Regions from separate parts of the Homo sapiens genome. Here region 2 is linked to region 1. The links are chromatin loops, found by intact Hi-C in ENCODE. Cell type or tissue: Calu3. All regions are shown on one strand.

Evidence for each region. A loop is a pair of places that touch in the nucleus more often than their neighbours do. Peaks named below come from ENCODE experiments on the same cell type or tissue, not always from the same donor. Only the 100,000 strongest peaks of a DNase experiment are listed, where the experiment ranks them.
Region 2: a loop joins it to region 1, with 2.2 times the contacts of the local background. A loop is called at or near these places in 1 of 110 quality-filtered maps.

Annotation. Positions count from the first base shown.
Region 1 is chr12:77,289,596-77,294,595 of GRCh38, reverse strand. The region is part of intron 2 of LINC02464 (long intergenic non-protein coding RNA 2464); the gene reads left to right. Among named protein-coding and RNA genes, the nearest start is that of LINC02464, 25 kb to the left of the region's middle. In Calu3, no CTCF peak of the experiment used is centred here; no DNase peak of the experiment used is centred here.
Region 2 is chr12:77,210,413-77,215,412 of GRCh38, reverse strand. No RefSeq gene overlaps it. Among named protein-coding and RNA genes, the nearest start is that of LINC02464, 100 kb to the left of the region's middle. In Calu3, no CTCF peak of the experiment used is centred here; a DNase peak (open chromatin) is centred at 1,892.

The sequences.
Region 1 (5,000 bases):
TGTTCTTTAACCTACATAAAGAACAAACTTCAGTGTGGAAATCCTATGCAAGGAAAATTACAAGATATAGAGAAATGTTTCTTTCCAGTAAAGACATTGGAGGAGAACACTAACAGAAGTCAAAGGGAAATCTAATTAATATTGGCTTTAAAGAAGAAAAATTATGCAATTTTGTTGGAGAGCAAAGTAGTCAGGTACAAGTTGATTTGATGATTCTATATCAAGATCCCTGGTGTTTTGCTAGGTCATTTGTTTAAAATGACTCATTCTTCCTTTCAAGCAGCAAAAGCTCAATCTCACATTCAAAAATGCCCGTAGCACAAAGGTTGCTTCAACATTTGGACTTGAAGGAAAATATTTATAAACCTGTGTATGAAAATATATTTTCCTCTGACTTGCCTTTGTGCTCAGGCCCAATAAATATCCTGTTTGTACACCCTAAAGGCTCTCTTGAGATAGGTATGGGCCAAGGCCTGAAAGTGGCCTGTGTCTCTTTTCTCACATTCCATTGGTCATAACTCAGTCACATGCAAGGGGGGTTAGGAAGTTTAGAAAAGCAAAATACCAAAAAAAAAAAAAAAAAGAAAATTTGAAATAGCTAGCCAGTTTCGGCCATAGTGTCCACATCTCCTGACCCCACATTCCTCTGAGATGTTATTTCTTTGCATCAAAGATATTATTTTCAATCTCTATTTATGGACTTGCTGAAAGTTGATTCGACTTATAATTAATGTATTTGTTTATTATTCCTAAGAATATTTTCTCCAACCATTGTGCTTCGTAAAATGCCTGCCACGAATTAGTTATTAACCAGGAATGGCTTTTCTCTAAGTCTGACATCCTCTGCTGTGAGTTGGCCTCATGTGCTTTCCTGCCCTGTAGTAAGTAGAGGGTGCTTGAAACATTCTCTTCGGCAGGAGAAAGGGAGCTAAATATGAACTTTATCTCCCACTGAATAGAAAAATCCATTAAAATGTCCCCCAGTGGCAACGACCACAAAGTATTTCTTTCTAATTATCTTATCCCCTCATCTTACAAAATATGACCAATATTTACATGTTTGTTTGCTTGCTTTTATCTGGGACCTCTAAGAAACCTTAGTCCTAAAGTATGACTCTTCCTTCCCCAATATACTGCTTCTTTAGGTTCAAAAAGTACTAATACAGAATGGCCTTAGATGAATCTGTGTCTTGGATAAATTGCCCTAGCATCTTCAAAAGCTTCACTTGTATTTGTGTGTGTTCAGCTCGGTAGATCAGTTAACTCAAACCTTTGCACTTTTTTCCAGCCAGATAAATGAGAAAAAATTGCACTTTAATTTTATTTCAATGATAAGAAAATTAAAGTTATTTCTGTTAAAAACCTTAATATGGTCTAAAAAATCTCAACAAATTTTTTTATCATCTGAAACGACTTTAATGGATTTTCTCTAGTATGCCATTAGTACAAATCCATTTTGTTTTATTGAGGTCAAACTACATTCCCTTGTCTTGTTCCCCAGGAGAAGGAAATTAGGTAAAAATTAGCTCACTGTGGTTGTATTCTCTTTATATTGCTGCATAAAGGAGACAGCCAACAAAAGGGCAAGCTGGTAACTTGCAAGGATCAAGCACTTTATATTAGGCCAGAGTTTCTATGTTGTAAGGGGAAAAAATAAGAAAGTGCAAAAGACAACCTAAAAATAAAAGAGTCTAAGAATCAAAGAAGATAGGGTTATTGACTTTGAAAATTTTTCTTCAAAATGTGTATATTTTATGTATAACCACATTAATTATTAAGCTACACAGAAAGTCAACTTAAGTAAATAAATCACACTAGAAGTCAACACATGTAAATAGACACCACACATATACAGTGGGTGTTGGAGGTTAGCATTCTTTTTTTTTTTGGAAAGAAAGAAGTAAAACTTTTTTTATACTTTAAGTTCTGAAATACATGTGTAGAACATGCAGGTTTATGACATAGGTATACATGTGCCATGGTGGTTTGCTGCACCCATCAACCCATCATCTACATTAGGTATTTCTCCTAATGCTATCTCTCCCCTTGCTCCCCACCCCCTGACAGGCTCTGGTGTGTGATGTTCCCCTCCCTGTGCCCATGTGTTCTCATTGTTCAACTCCCACTTACAAGTGAGAACATGTGGTGTTTGGTTTTCTGTTCCTGTGTTAGTTTGCTGAGAATGATGGTTTCCAGCTTCATTCATGTCCCTGCAAAGGACATGAATTCATTCATTTTTATGGCTGCATAGTTTTCCATGGTGTATATGTGCTACATTTTCTTTATCCAGTCTAACATTTAGGGACATTTGGGTTGGTTCCAAGTCTTTGCTATTGTGGATAGCGCTGCAATAAACATACATGTGCATGTGTAGAATGATTTATAATCCATTGGGCATATACCCAGTAATGGGATTGCTGGGTCAAATGGTATTTCTGGTTCTAGATCCTTGAGGAATCACCACACTGTCTTGCACAATGGTTGAACTAATTTACACTCCCACCAACAGTGTAAAAGCATTCCTGTTTCTCCACATCCTCTCCAGCATCTGTTGTTTCCTGATATTTTAATGATCGCCATTCTGACTGGTGTGAGATGGTATCTCACTGAGGTTTCAATTTGCATTTCTCTAATGACCAGAGATGATGAGCATTTTTTTATGTGTCTGTTGGCTGCATAAACGTCTTCTTTTGAGAAGTGTCTGTTCATATCTTTTGCCCACTTTTTGATGGGGTTGTTTGTTTTTTTCTTGTAAATTTGTTTAAGTTCCTTGTAGATTCTGGATATTAGTTCCTTGTCAGATGGATAGATTGCAAAAAATTTCTCCAACTCTGTAGGTTGCCTGTTCACTCCGATGTTAGTTTCTTTTGCTCTGCAGAAGCTCTTTAGTTTAATTAGATCCCATTTCTCAATTTTGGCTTTTTTTGCAATTGCTTTTTGTGTTTTAGTCATAAAGTCTTTGCCCATGCCTATGTCCTGAATGGTATTGCCTAGGTTTTCTTCTAGGGTTTTTATGGTTTTAGGTCTTACATTTAAATCTTTAATCCATCTTGAGTTAATTTCTGTATGAGGTGTAAGGAAGAGGTCCAGTGTCAGTTTTTTGCATTATGGCTAGCCAGTTTTCCCAACACCATTTATTAAATAGGGAATCCTTTTCCGATTGCTTGTGTTTGTTAGGTTTGTCAAAGATCAGATGGTTGTAGATGTGTGGTGTTATTTCTGAGGCCTCTGTTCTGTTCCATTGGTCTATATATCTGTTTTGGTACCAGTACTATGCTGTTTTCATTACTGTAGCCTTGTAGTATAGTTTGAAGTCAGGTAGCATGATGCTTCCAGCTTTGTTTTTTCTGCTTAGGATTGTCTTGGCTATATGGGCTCCTTTTTGGTTCCATACGAAATTTAAAGTAGTTTTTTCTAATTCTGTGAAGAAAGTCAATGCTAGCTTAAGGGGTGTAGCATTGAATCTATCAATTACTTTGGGCAGGATGGCCATTTTGACGATATTCGTTCTTCCTATCCATGAGCATGGAATGTTCTTCCATTTGTTTGTGTCCTCTCTTATTTCCTTCAGCAGTGGTTTGTAGTTCTCCTCGAAGAGGTCCTTCACATCCCTTGTAAGTTGTATTCCAAGGTATTTTATTCTCTTTGTAGCAATTGTGAAAGGGAGTTTGCTCATGATTTGGCTCTCTGTTTGTCTATTTTTGATGTATAGGAATGCCTGTGATTTTTGCACATAGATTTTGTATCCTGAGACTTTGCTGAAGTTGCTTATCAGCTTAAGGAGTTTTTGGGCTGAGACGATGGTGTTTTCTAAATATACAATCATGTCATCTACAAACAGATAATTTGACTTCCTCTCTTCCTATTTGAATATCTTTATTTCTTTCTCTTGCCTGATTGACCTGGCCAGAACTTCCAGTACTATGTTGAATAGGAGTGGTGAGAGAGGGCATCCTTGTCTTGTGCCGGTTTTCAAAGGGAATGCTTCCAGCTTTCTCCCATTTAGTATGATATTGGCTATGGGTTTGTCATAAATAGCTCTTATTATTTTGAGATATGTTCCATCAATACCTATTTTATTGAGTGTTTTTAGCATAAAGAGGTGTTGAATTTTATCGAAGGGCTTTTCTGCATCCATTGCGATAATCATGTGTTTTTTGTCATTGGTTCTGTTTATGTGATGGATTATGTTTATTGATTTGCATATGTTGAACTGGACTTACATCCCAGGGATGAAGCCAACTTGATTGTGGTGGATAAGCTTTTAATGTGCTGCTGGGTTCAGTTTGCCAGTATTTTATTGAGGATTTTCACATCGATATTCATCAGGGATACTGGCCTGAAATTTTGTTGTTGTTGTTGTTGTTGTGTCTCTGCCAGGTTTTGGTATCAGGATGATGCTGGCCTCATAAAATGAGTTAGGGAGGAGTCCCTCTTTTTCTGTTGTTTGGAATAGTTTCAGAAGGAATGGTACCAACCCCTCTTAGTACCTCTGGTAGAATTTGGCTGTGAATCCATTTGGTCCTGGGCTTTTTGGTTGGCAGGCTATTAATTACTGCCTCAATTTCAGAATTTGTTATTGGTCTCTTCAGGGATTCGACTTCTTCCTGGTTTAGTCTTGGGAGAGTGTGTGTGTCCAGGAATTTATCCACGTCCTCTAGATTTTCTAGTTTATTTGCATAGAGGTGTTTATAGTATTCTCTGATAGTAGTTTGTATTTCTGTGGGATCAGTGGTGATATCCCCTTTATCATTTTTTATTGTGTCTATTTGATTCTTCTCTCTTTTCTTCTTTATTAGTCTGGCTAGCGGTCTATCTATTTTGGTAATCTTTTCAAAAAACCAGCTCCTGGATTCATTTATTTTTTGAAGGGTTTTTCATGTCTCTATCTCCTTCAGTTCTGCTCTGATCTTAGTTATTTCTTGTCTTCTGCTAGCTTTTGAATTTGTTTGCTCTCTGCTTCTCTAGTTCTTTTTTTTTTTTTTTTTTTTTGATGGAGT
Region 2 (5,000 bases), 79 kb after region 1:
AATTGGGTGGGGACACAGCCAAACCATATCAACATATGTGATATTGCTAGGGACTGAATTGTGTCCTCCCCAAAATTCATACGTTGAAGTTCTAATTTCCAATGTGATTGTATTTAGAAATAGGGCTTTTAGGAGATAATTAAGGTTACGTGAGATAATAGAGATGGGTTCCTAATCTGATAGGATTGCTCTTCTTATAAAAAGAAAGAGAGAGAGAAAGAGAGAGATTTCTCTAGGAATAGGACATGTGAGCACATAGCAGGAAGGCAGGAAGCTAACCAGGAAGACAGCCCTTGTTAAAACTGGACCATGCTGACACCCTGTAGGGAACTTCCAGCCTCCAGAATCATGAGAAAACAAATTCTGTTGTTTAAGCCACTCAGTCTATAGAATTTTGTTATGGCAGCCTGAGCTGAGTAATACATATACCAAATTTAGGGCTATAGGAAAGCTTCAGGATAATGGATTTCAGATTGTGCAAAGGCTTTGTTATGAGGAATCCATTTGGAAAATAGCCATAGATGCTAAATGCCATCACATTTACTTGACCTGGCAATTCACAACCCATACATTCAACATAAATAACAACAGATTGGATGAGAAAAGAATACTTTTATATATACACTCTCAAATTTTAGTTAATCAAAATACTTGGGACAAAAATCGAAGCACTTGATAAAAAGAGTTGATTCAGATGTACTCTTTCCCTGAAGGTAACACAATAGTTTCCCTCTTCCCAAATCAATTCCCAGTGAATAATAGGACAATTTGTCACTTTCTAGACATTGGGGAAAAGGTTGTAGTTTTCATGTAATAGCATCATAGATATCCAAGACCATACAGAAAGTAAATGATACTGGAAAGTTGGAACTCCATCTCAGCACTAATTAAAACCATTGCCTTGGTCATATGCATAGGAAAAAAGAAAACAAAAAGAAATACATCTCAAAAGTTTTCCTCCTATAGACCAACTAAATTCTGTTTTAACTTGTAGGATTTCTGATGCAAAGGCCTGATAGAAGTTATCTGGCCACAGAACAGAAAGGTTTTCTTTGATATACCTGACACATAATGTAAGTATGCTTTTACTGAATATTCCCAATGACAGCAAACTCACTATCTTATGAGTCAACAAATTCCACCGTGGAATAGCTAAATCTTACAATCTTAAATTAAACCAAAAGATGTGTTTTTTTGTTTAAAGACTTTTTCACAAATTCTCTTTTGAAGCAATGTGAAATATTTAGAGTATGAAAGCAGTCATCACCAAATTTAATGTAGCCTATTTTTTATTTTTGCCTTTCTGGTCGAACTCTTTGTATATTCATTTATAATGTTAATTTTTTCAGTTGTATTACAGCACAGGAAAACTAAGCCTATGTATTATTATCACTTTGATAAATGAGACTATGAAAGTGATTAACAGCTTTTAAAATAGTTCACAGCAAAGCTCAGCCTTTAAAAAAAATTAATTTGCAATAAAAGAAATGAGAAATGCATTGGATCCTCACCTTCTCTTCTTTAGAGTTTTTCCCTTGATAATTAATGACTTAGACCTGCTACAGTTTGACATGGGAGAGAGGATGAGAGAAAGAACTGTTGATCCCCTTAAAAAAGAATACATGAGTTTATTGTCCCACCAAATTCTCAAAAGAGTCTGAGAATCAGAAAAGGTTAAGAATCACTGAAGGGAAGAGCCTTCAATAAAAATGAGACTTTAGAAATAAAGGGTTAAATGTAATCACAGCCACCAAATTGCTTTAGAGATAGCAATAAGGAAATTTCATTGGACTTTCAACCTCTGTAGACAATGGAAGGTGTTTGTTCAGTTAACTTTTCCGAAAAACGACTTCCTGCCAAGCAGTAGGCTGCAACACTTGCACACAATAGTCTGCACTTCCCACACAAGCCACTGCGAAAATCTGGATTTCCGTGGACTGTTTCTGAGGAGTGCCATTATATTAGAGTCAAGAAAAAAAGTGGGAGGGAGGAGGGAAACACTGCATTCAATTCTCTTGCAATCTATTTTTAACACGCCTGAGAAGGTTTTGAGCTATTAATGTAATGAGGCTAGACTCAAAAACAAAAAAAGACCAGCAGGGCAGCAAAGGCCCAACATGGAGGGAGGGGGGTTAATTCCTTAAGGATGTTGACAACTGTTTCAATATCACATGAGATGTTTACATTGCCCATCAATGTATGTTTAATTTGAGGAAATCCTGATTAAAAAGAAAATGTGTAATGTGAGTGAATTAGCTTTCCCCCGGTACTGTTTTTCAGTCAAGGGGAGTGTTTCATAACTCTCTGCTGTCCATCCACTGAATTTTATGTCTTACATATTTATCAGGAGAAATTGCTGCAATCCTCCATGCTGGTGGTGCTCTAGACTCTTTTAAAAAAAATGAGGAAAATATATACATATAAAATTTACCTTCTTTACCAGTTTTAAGCCTACAGTTCAGTGGTAATAAATATATTTATATTCTCTTTTTTTCCTTCATTCTCTCCTCCCTTCCCAGCCTTTCATAACCACCACTTTACTATCTTCACAAGATTCACTTTTTTACCTTCCACATATGAATGAGAACACACAATATTTGATCTAAGTTTTTTTTTCCCCGTAAAAAATATGGTCCCAGCTACTTGGAAGGTTGAGACAGGAGGATCACTTGAGCCCATGAGTTCATAGGCTACATAATGAGACCCTGTCTCTAAAAAGAGATAGATAGATAGATAGATAGATAGATAGATAGATAGATAGATAGATTTGATCAACACAGCTGTGATTCAGGATAGGTATTGATTGCTAGAACACTCAAGAAACAACAGCTTGTGCCAGTGTAGCATCACTTAAGTTCAAGATGTACCAAATTTTATGACACTGTGGAAGCTATATAGTAATGCCCTGCTGTTAAATTTCAAAAAGATAATACAATCAACAGCCACCACTTAGTGAAAAGTTGGGAATCTTAGGAGTATTTTTTAAATGTATTTCTCTAGGATACAAAATTAACATACAAAAATCAGTAGCATTTTTATATGTCAACAGCAAACAATTTAAAAAAGAAATCAAGAACGTAATCTCATTTACAATAACTACAAATAAAATAGCTTTGAAATAAACTTAATCAAATAAGTGAAATAACTTTACAATGAAAACTATAAAACATTGATGCAAGAAATTGTTAAAGGACACAATAAAATGGAAACAGATTCCATGTTCATGAATTGGAACAATTAGTATTGTTAAAATCTCCATACTATCCAAAGCAATCTACAGATCCATTGCAACCCCTATCAAAATACCAGTGACATTCTTCATAGAAATAGAAAAAAGAATTATAAAATTTATATGGAACCACAAAAGACCCAAAATAGCCAAAGCCATTGTGAACAAAAGAACAAAACTGGAGGAATCACATTACTGACTTCAAATTATACTACAGAGCTATAGTAATCAAAACAGCATGGAACTGGCATAAACACAGACACACAGATCAATGAAACAGAATACAAAACCCAGAAATAAATTCGTACATCTATGGTGAACTCATTTTTGACAAAGGTGCAAAGAATACACACCAAGGAAAGGAGAGTCTCTTCAATAAATGGTGCTGGGAGAACTGGATATCCATATGCAGAAGAATGAACTGAGCCCACTCTCTCTTACCATATATAAAAATCAAATCAAAATGAATTAAAGACTTAAATCTAAGATCTCAACCTAAGAAACTACTAAAAGAAAACATTAGAGAAACTCTCCAGGACCTTGATCTTGGCAAAGATTTGAGTAATGCCCCACAAGCACAGGCAACCAAACCAAAAATGGACAAATGGGATCACATCAAGTTAAAGAGCTTCTGCACAGCAAAGGAAACAACAAAGTAAAGTAACAACCCACAGAATGGGAGAAAATATTTGCAAATTATACATCTGACAAAGGATTAATAACCAGAATATATAAGGAGCTCAAATAATTCCATAGACAAACTAAAAAACTGATTTTAAAATGGGCAAATGATCTGAATGGACATTTCTGAAAAGAAGAAATACAATTGGCAAACAAGTACGTGAAAAGGTGCCCAAGATCATTAATCATCAGAGAAATGCAAATCAAAACTACAATGAGATACCATATCACCCCAATTAAAATGGCTTTTATCAAAAAGACAAGCAATAACAAATGCTGGCATGGATGTGTAGAAAGGGGAACCCCTGTACACGGTTGGTAGAAATGTCAATTAGTACAACCACTATAGAGAACAGTATGGAGGTTTCTCAAAAAAACTAAAAACAGAACTACCACATGATCCAGCAATCCCACTGCTTGGTATATACACCAAAGAAAGGACATCATATAATAAAGAGATATCTGCACTCCCATGTTTACTGCTGCAATATTCACAATAGCCAAGATTTGGAAGCAGCCTAAGTGTTCACAACAAATGAATGGATAAAGAAAATGTGGTACATGTACACAATGGAGTACTATTCAGCCATGAAAAAGAATGAGATCCTATCATTTTCAACAACATGGATGGAACTAGAGGACATTATGTTAAGTGGAATAAGCCAGACATGAAAAGACAAACTTTGCATGTTCTCACTCATTTGACGGAGCTAAAAATTAAAGCAAAAATTGAACTCATGGAAAGAGAGAATAGAATGATGGTTACCAGAGACTGAGAAGGCTAGCGGGGAAGAGGGGTGAAGTGAGGATGGTTAATGGGTATAAAAATATAGTTAGAATGAATAAGATCTAGTTTTGATAGAATAACAAGGCAACTACAGTTAACAATAATTTATTGTAAATTTGAAAATAGTGGAAAGAGTATAATTGAAATGTTTGTAACACAAAATGACAAATATTGAGGTGATGGATCTTTCACTTACCCTGATGTGATTATCACACACCATATACCTGTATCAATATATCTCATGTACCTTATCAATGTATATACCTACTATGTACCCATAAAAAATTTTAAGTTTAAAAATTT